2 separate regions of the Mus musculus genome follow, and region 2 is linked to region 1. The links are chromatin contacts, found by Hi-C in ENCODE. All regions are on one chromosome and are shown on one strand. The core of a region is the stretch at or near the end of the contact, and the rest is flanking DNA. Distances in the headings are between cores, read along the strand shown. Region 1 holds the start of Hmx2 (H6 homeobox 2). Region 2 holds the start of Ebf3 (early B cell factor 3).

Region 1 (4,206 bases), core at 273-2,772:
CTGGACATTTGTGGGGACCGACTCTACAGTCTCTCTTCACTCTTGGATCTTCTGGCATGTGTCTAAGGAAGGGAACAGGGTTTCTGGGACCTTAAGGGTGCAGCCAGGTTTGGCTGGAAGCTTTGGGTCTCGTTCCTTTCCATAAAGCTTGTGTAGATAACTGTCGCCTCAAATCCCTTTGCTTGCTTTGTTGAGATGACTCTAGATCAGGTAACAGGTGCTCTAGGGATTAAACAAGCAAGAGTCAGGGCTTAGGGAGAGGCCACAAGAAGGAAGGAGAGAGTCAGGTTTTATAAAGCTGTACCTTGACCTCTGAAAGGAAAGCAACACTTCAAATAATTTTAGGATGGGGAAAACGAGGCGTGGAAAGTGTACATATCTTGCCCAAAGACACCCTACCTATATTTAACAGGATCCTGTCCAATTCTAAAAAGTCCCCATACCTACCTACTTCGTTTCCTTCCAGAAGCAGCGTAGCCATTTTGAGACCGCCAGTATTTACCAGCAAAATAAAGTAAATGAGTTTAGCTGCAGTGTGGGAAGGCGAGCTGTGTGGTATTCGGTCAAGGATTAGGAAATAACTATTCTGCACTCTGAGAGTTTATAGGTTTCTAGCTGACACATCATCACAACCAGAGAATGGGGGCAGGCGACACTAAGAAGTTTGCCAGGGGGCAGGGATGCTTCTACTGGGACCAGACTTGTTCAAGTTCACACAGTGCAAATGGCGTTTGCTGGAATGTGAGCCGGAACCTCGGGACATTTGGGGGCTACTCTGTTTCCAAAATCCTCTGCCCCCTTTAGTCAGCGGGGTCTTCAGGTCCAGAGCTGTAGAATTTCTTTGCTCCTGTGTCTCCCAGCGGAGAGCCACATACTGTCAATCCCCAACGCAGCGGGAGAAGACTCGTAGAGCGCTGTTAGTTCCCAAGAGGCTAGAAGGGGTTGAGGACTGGGGAGGGTGGCAGCAGCCTATGGTGTGCATCTTGGATGTGAGAGAGCCCCACCAGCTCGACCCCGGGCGCTGTTCTCGTTTCTGGAGAGGCAAGGCAAAGACCAGGAACACAGGCTGCAATCTAAGCTGCCTTCAGCCCCAGATGTTACGGGCTGGACAGAGCTGATGCGAGTGCGCGTCTAGGCTTGCTCCCGGAGCTTCCCGGTGCTGCGTGCTCGGCCCCAGCTTTTTAAAAAATTCCGGGGCCGCTCCGCGGCGCTGCGATTGGCCGCGGCCGGGTAACCTCTATGCAAATGAGGCCGCGCAGCCTCCGCGTCGCTGGAGACCGGTGGAGTTGTCAAACGAGGAAGGGACATTGGCACCGGGGCTGGGCGGGCTCACCCAGAGCCGGGCCGGCAGGGACCCGCGCACAGCGGTCCGGTGCCTGCGCGTCCTGGAGCAGAAGGGACGCCTCGCCAGCCTCGTAGCCCCCTCCCCTTGCTTTCCCTCCCGCCCCTCCCCCCGCCCGCCTGCCCGCACCACCTTCCACCCAGCCCCGCTCTAAAGGGAGTTCTTGGTTTCCTCCGATTTCTTATGAACCCAGGATGGGCAGCAAGGAAGATGTGGGGAAGGGATGTCCGGCGGCCGGTGGCGTCTCCAGCTTCACCATCCAGTCCATCCTGGGCGGGGGCCCCTCCGAGGCACCGCGGGAGCCCGCCGGGTGGCCAGCCAGGAAACGCAGCCTGTCTGTGTCCTCGGAGGAGGAGGAGCCGGAGGAAGGTTGGAAGGCTCCGGCTTGCTTCTGCCCAGATCCGCACGGCCCCAAGGAGCCAAGCCCTAAGCACCATACCCCCATCCCTTTCCCTTGCCTGGGTAAGGATCGCAGGTCGGGAGTCTGGCCCGAGTGAGCGTGAGCCGATGCGGTGTGTGATTGTCGGAGACGCGGAGCAGGGCATCCCCGGGTCACAGCCGGGCCGCTAGTGGTCCAGGCTAAGGGGAGGGGACTACGCACCCATGGTGCATTCTCGAAAAGGCCGGAAGGGCCGGCGCTGGGGAGAAGTAGAGGAATATTGGGGCGGTAAGGGGAAGACTGGGTAAGGGGAAGGAGGGTGAACCAGAGTGGGCCAGGAACTCTGCGGGCGGTACACAATGCTGGCCAAAATGGTTTCGCACGCCGGGTACTTTCTGTCCTGACTTAGTTCTGCAGGTCTGGTTTGGGTGTTCTGTCAGTCCTGCAGGCTCTATGTCTTTTCCCTCCTCTCGGCCTCTTCTCGAAGTGATTAGTACTCTAAAATGATTGACAGTGCTGAGTTTCAGAGAGGTAAAAGCTAACGGAGGACAGCCAAGGAGTTATGAATAAAATTAGCCCGACTCTCAAAGAAAACGGCCTGTAAAATGATGCTACCTTGTAGAGCTCAGTCCTCAAAGGCAAAAATCACCTTTAAAAAATGGTGTTAATGTCCCCATTCCAGACCCGGTACCACGTTTACTTTTATAAGAGTGGAAGGAGACCCTCCAGCTCGGATTATATGGAACCCTCTTCTGCTGCTTTGAAAGGCCGAGGCTCTGGACTTTGGGCGCTAGCAGGACGCAGTAGAAAAGGAAAGGGTTAGCAATAGGGGAATCAAGGATGCAGGCATCAGTCAACCTCCTTGTCCCCGGCAGAGCTGAGAGTCTTTAAGGCTCATCAACTCCATGGTCATTCTGTTTGTGCTCACTCTTCAGGTACCCCCAAGGGCAGCGGAGGCGCAGGGCCTGCGGCCTCGGAGCGCACGCCATTCCTTTCTCCTTCTCACCCGGACTTTAAGGAAGAGAAGGAGAGGCTTTTGCCGGCGGGCTCGCCTTCTCCGGGCCCGGAGCGGCCACGGGACGGCGGTGCGGAGCGCCAAACCGGAGCGGCCAAGAAGAAGACGCGCACCGTCTTCTCCCGCAGCCAAGTGTACCAGCTCGAGTCTACCTTCGACATGAAACGCTACCTGAGCAGCTCGGAGCGCGCTTGCCTCGCCTCCAGCCTGCAGCTCACCGAGACCCAGGTTAAGACTTGGTTCCAGAATCGCCGCAACAAGTGGAAGCGGCAGCTCTCAGCCGAGCTTGAGGCAGCCAACATGGCACACGCGTCGGCGCAGACTCTCGTGGGCATGCCGCTCGTGTTTCGGGACAGTTCGCTGCTGCGAGTGCCGGTGCCGCGCTCTCTGGCCTTCCCGGCTCCGCTTTATTACCCGAGCAGCAATCTCTCGGCCTTACCGCTCTACAACCTGTACAACAAGCTTGACTACTGACATGCTCGCCCGCCGGCTCCCGGGACGCCCCTGGTCGCCTGCAGCTGCCTGCATAGCCCGGCGCGGTCGGGATCCTTCGCAGAGCTCCGGAGCAGAGCGGCGCGTGTCCAGAAATATTAAGAAATACACCATGTGTATTCGTTATGTCTTATTTATGGCCTCTTTCCTACCTTTTGTTTTGTTTTGTTTTATTTTGTTTTGTTTTGTTTTGAGTATTTATCTGCATTCCTCACGCCAGAGCACCTGCTTTCTACACAAAACCAAACAACTCGCGTTTGAAACTATTTTGGAAGGGGAGGCTCTCGGGTGGTGGTGGGAAGTGGGGTTTTGATTAGGTCGGTTTTGACCAGTAGCAAGAAAAAAAAAAAAACATCAGAAAAACCACCAACAGAACCAGGCAGTCTTTCTCCCATATATACACCTGTATATAGAAAATGTGGTAGGACACAAGCTCAGCCGAGCCGAACCAACTAGGGCTTTGGTCGTTGAACTAATCACTTCTCTTTATTCCCTTCATCTTGAGGATGGGTAGGGGCAAAACGAGGAGAGTACAGATCTGTAAATATTTTTAAAGAGAAAAAAATAAAACGTTTTAAACATGGTTGCTAACTTTGGAGGGATGGATTGTCCCAGGAGACAGCGGCAGAGGAGTTTCTGGATTTTTTTTTTTTTTTTTGCCAGAGCATGCAGGATTCTGTCTCCTCCCTCAGCCCCCAAGGTTCTGCTCTCACCACGTGTGGGTGGGGCTGGGCTCAGAGGTTAAAGGTCGGGATATTGGGGCTGCCCAGGCAGCACGTGACTGGGGCTGCTTACAGGAACAGCACAGTTCCCACGACCCAGGTGTGCGGGTTGGGGTGCACTCGAGATGGAATCCAGATCCACAGCCCCGCGCAGCGAAAGACAAAGCCAGGAGCCTGGCTGCTGACCCGGTCGCCTCTGGGAATGAGCCAAGCAAGGAGGTGAACATCTCCCCGATACTGGGCTGTTTTGGGCTAG
Region 2 (4,197 bases), core at 145-2,644, 5.8 Mb after region 1:
GCGCTCAGGGCGAAAGGGCAGTCAGCAAGCAGTGGTACTCACCATTGCTGTACAGTAGCTGCAGCTTGTAGTGAATGCCGTTGTTGGTTTTCTCGTTGTTCGGCTCCTGAAAGCAACGATAAATAATTGCATTTAGCGTGGCCGCGTCTGGCGCGGTCACCGCGCTCGGTCCCCCTCCAGGACCGAGGCCCCTCGGCCTCACACGCTGCAGGCAGGATTCCTGGCTCGCAGCTACGCGGTGATGTCACTTTTCCTGCCGCAAGCCCAGCGTTCCCCCTCGCCCCCAGTGAGTCCGAGGGCACAGAGAAGTTGTTCGGCCCTTGGCGGGGCCTGTGCGACCGCACGTGGCGGCGGGGTCGCCCGGCGGAGCGCTCCCGCCACCGAGGGGGGCACTCGGACCCCATGCGCGGGCACCAACTGCCCCCTACTCCTGGAGAGGGAGGGTGCGATCGCCGGTGTACACTTACTTTCTCTTTCTCCACAAAGTCCACAAAAGCGGTCCTTTCGATCTCCACCGGCTGCCCCTGCCTGTCGTAGAGCGCCAGCACGAAGTGGAAGAAATTGGATTTCCGGAGGTTGGAAGGAGGCTGCTTCTCGAAGTGCGCCCGCGCCAGCCCCACGCCGCTGCAGGAGGAAAGGGACAGCGGCCCGGTGAGCAGCGCGGCGCTGGCCGGAGGAGGGGGCCGGGCCGGGCCGGGGCCAAGGCGCGCGGGGGCGGCCGGTACGTACCTCTGGGCGGCCGTGTTGGCGTCCACCACGCCTGCCGTGTGCATCCACGAGCGCACCGGGTTCATGCCGCTGCCCAGCGGCTCCTCCTTCATGGTCGTCCCCCCGCGCGGAATATTCTCCTGAATCCCAAACATGAACACTGCTGGCGGCGGCCGCGACTCCCGGCCGAAAGCGCGTCCGCGGTCGGCGGCGCTCGGGGCTCGGCGGCAGGAGGCTGCCCTGGCCGCCCTGGCCCTGCTCGGCGCCTGCGGTGCGGCCCGCCGCCGGCTTCAGCCCGTCCCGGGCAGGCGCCGCATACACCGGCGGCCGGGCGCTGCGGACGGCCGGGGACGCGGGCGGGCTGCACCGGTGGCGACGCGACGCTTCGGAGGAGCAGGGCGCGGTGGACGCGGTGGCCGCGGCGGCGCTTGTTGTTGTTGTTGTTTGCAGGCGCGCTCAACGTGGTGTCATCCTAGCCAGGCGGCGTCCGCGGCTGCAGGACACTGCGGGATCGCCCGCTTCTGGCGCGGCCCGCCTGCTCCAAAGACAAATAAACGGGGCAGTGAGTGCCGCGGCGCAGTCCCGGGCGCAGGCGGGGCGCGGCGGGGCCTGGAGCGGCGCGCGCAGCGGACGGAGGCGCACAAAACTCAGCCCTCTCTCCCCGAGGAATGGACCCTTTCCCGGGAGCCAAAACTCGAAGCCCCCGGGAGCGGCGCTGTCAGAGGGTGACGTCGGGGGGCGGCGCCTGCGCCATATATGGGAGCGGCCGCCCCTCGCCGCGCCCCTCGCCGCCGCCGCCGCCGCGCTCGCCGACTGACTGCCTGACGGCGCCGCGAGCCGGCCCGAGCCCCGCGAGCCCAGCGAGCCCCGCCGCCTCCGAGCGCCACCGAGCGCCACCACCGCCCCCGGCCACGCGCCACGGCTCCACAAGCCCAGCCGCGGCCGAGGAAGTTACCACCCGCTCAAATAAATCTCGCAAAGAAGCGAGCGCAGCCAGTGCATAAGTGCTGCTTGGCCCGTTATACCTGCCCACAAGACCTGCCACACAGTCAAAACACCGTGGGTCGGAGGAGGAGCGCCCCAAGTCGCCCACACGCATGCAATAAATACCAGGGCAGCACTGGCTCTGGGGTGTCCCAAAGAGAACAGCAGGAAGAGGCTGGAAAGGCGCGCGGGAGGAGATTCCAGGAGAGGGAGGGACAACAAGGGGCTGGGAGAAGAGGGTACCTAATGCCCCTTCTAGGGATCCACACTCCCTGCCGCCACCAGGGCAAGAGGCGCAGCTCAGTCTGATTTCTAGGCAGACCTAAGGCTGCTGAAGGGCCAGTGTGCCCACATCTGAGCCCCGCTGGGTGTCCCATGCTTTCTACCCCGGCAAAGCCTGCTGAATACAGGGCCGGGGTCCACGTCGGAGACAGGTTCCTCCAGATGCCCCCTCTCCCTCCGGTGGCCACAGGAGTTTCGGGTCCCTGGCCTGTTCTTGGGTGCGGCAGTGACAAAGAAGGCTGGGCCCTCTCTGGGCCGACGGAAAGAGCGCTCAGCCTCTCCGGCGACCCGGAGCTGGTGTCCAGCCTGTTACATGGTCCGTGCGGTGGCCAGATCTCCCCACCTCCAACCGCCTGAAAAGCAGAGCAGACACTGCGGGCGCCAGGGACCCTGCCCTCTGCGCCTCCCAGCCTGGGTGAGCGCGCGCCCTGCGGCTTCCCGACCTGGTTTCGAGGAACCGGGAGGGCAGCTGGGAGCCGGCAGCGCGTGGGCTCGGAGGCCCAGCTCGGGAGGCCCGGATTCGGTTCCCAGGCGCTCGGCCCACCCAAAGGAGATCTGTGCGACGCGCGACAGAGGCCCAAGGGACGACCTGGAGATGTCCCAGGCTCTTTCCTGCCACGAGAAATAAGGCCCTTCTGGTTTTAAAAGAAGAAGAAAAAGAAAAGGTTTCTGGGCGCAAGTGTCGCAGGGCAGCCTCTTCCCGCCGGGCCTGGGGTAGCTCTTCCTTTTTTTGTGAATTGGTGGTGTGTGTGCGTTAATATTTTAATTAATCGGGAAAATCGAAGTCCGATTTACGTTATCTGGGGACCCCCCACACGCTACTTGGAAGGGGTGAGAGAAAAGATGTGCTGGAAAGCAATCTATTTTGCTGGTGTTGGGGGTTAATGACTATTGCCAAAGATAAGTGAATTATCAAAGCTGTTGCGCCAGTCCCATCTCAAAATCCATTACGGGGCCGGCCGTCTAATTAAATACGTAAGTATAATAAAATCATATTTTATGACTATTTGAGGGTAATGAGATTAGTCTTTAGAAGCGATCGCCACATATTAAAAATGCCACTGTCTATAGAATGTTAATAACCTTAAATCAAAGTGTATGGAAACTCCTCACGATAAATTAAAAGAAAATTTCTGTATTCCTAATAAGCCCAGCATTTTCCACTTACATCAGACCCCCCATGCAAGAGGTAACACTTTGCTCCTGGAAAGACAACACAGAATAAAGTTGGCCATGGGTGGAGGGTGAGGTTGAGAGATGCTTTGTCTCTGTGTGTTCCAAAGCTTGGGAGCTCACACTGGGTGAGCGACAGGGCCAGCGTCAATGACAGAATATGCTAAATGCCTTTTTAGGCAGAGATGAAGTTGGGAAAGGGGTACAATGCTCGCTTTGTAGCACACTTCCTAAAATGTCCAGCCTGGGCTGGAGGTGCCCGTCCTTGCGCTAAGGCAAGTGTCATGCTTAAAATCATTTACAGTATCTTTAATTCAGATTACACGCGCCAAGGCGATTTAAATCTGATTACCAAATTAGAAGGTTTAAAAGCAAATCCTTCTAAATCTGATACTGTTGACTAAAGAGGGGGAGAAAAAGTTCCATAAGCCCATCACATAAGGTAACGATCCTGCCCCAGAAAGAAAGGGGGTTTTAAACCTTTTTGACAACAAATGCAGCTGCCCCGCTATTTTGGACGATATTAAGCGAAAATGAATGCAAATCTGTGTTCGGCAGCCATCTGGCCCGAAATGGGGGAATCAGCTGTCTCACAACAGGCTCGGGGGCTGAATCCATTTCAGCTCATTTTCTACATCATCTGGTCGCGCACCCAAAGCGTGGAAAATACGGTCTTTATCATTCACCAACTTTATCTTTTTTGTCACTCTACGGCTGGCTCTGAGCTGTGAGCACAAGGTCTAGCCGTCCAGGAAGGGTCTCCACCCTAGCCTGCTGCAGAGGAGCCTGGGTGGGCAGCCCCCACCCCATGCCACCCTCAGATTTTCGATTTGATAGGCAGCGAGGGACAGAGCACCTAGGCCAGAGGGTGGGGGAGGGGCTGCGGATCAAAATCCCTAGAGCCTTCCAAGAGTCTGGGAGCACCTCCCTCAGGAGCCTGCTCCACCCCTCTCAGTTCCTTGGACAATCAGGCAGCCAGAATCCAAAAGGGGAGTACGCAAGAGCTGGCTGGTACTTTGGAAGTTGCGCGGACGCGCTCTGGTCAGTGAC

What was found. Hi-C counts contacts between places; a loop is a spot of excess contacts on that map.
Region 2: a map of left cerebral cortex shows a loop between it and region 1 (12-fold over the local background). The contact joins the promoter of Ebf3 here to the promoter of Hmx2 in region 1. A Hi-C loop is called at or near these places in 5 of 37 maps with a recorded cell type or tissue (ES-E14 and left cerebral cortex).

The regions. Positions count from the first base shown.
Region 1 is chr7:131,552,771-131,556,976 of GRCm38, forward strand. Hmx2 (H6 homeobox 2) reads left to right here and starts at 1,523. Exons shown (of 2, transcript NM_145998.4): 1 at 1,523-1,804; 2 at 2,657-4,206. The coding sequence starts at 1,537. The coding sequence ends at 3,210.
Region 2 is chr7:137,313,051-137,317,247 of GRCm38, forward strand. Ebf3 (early B cell factor 3) reads right to left here and starts at 1,395. Exons shown (of 16, transcript NM_001113414.1): 1 at 730-1,395; 2 at 468-624; 3 at 43-106. The coding sequence starts at 863.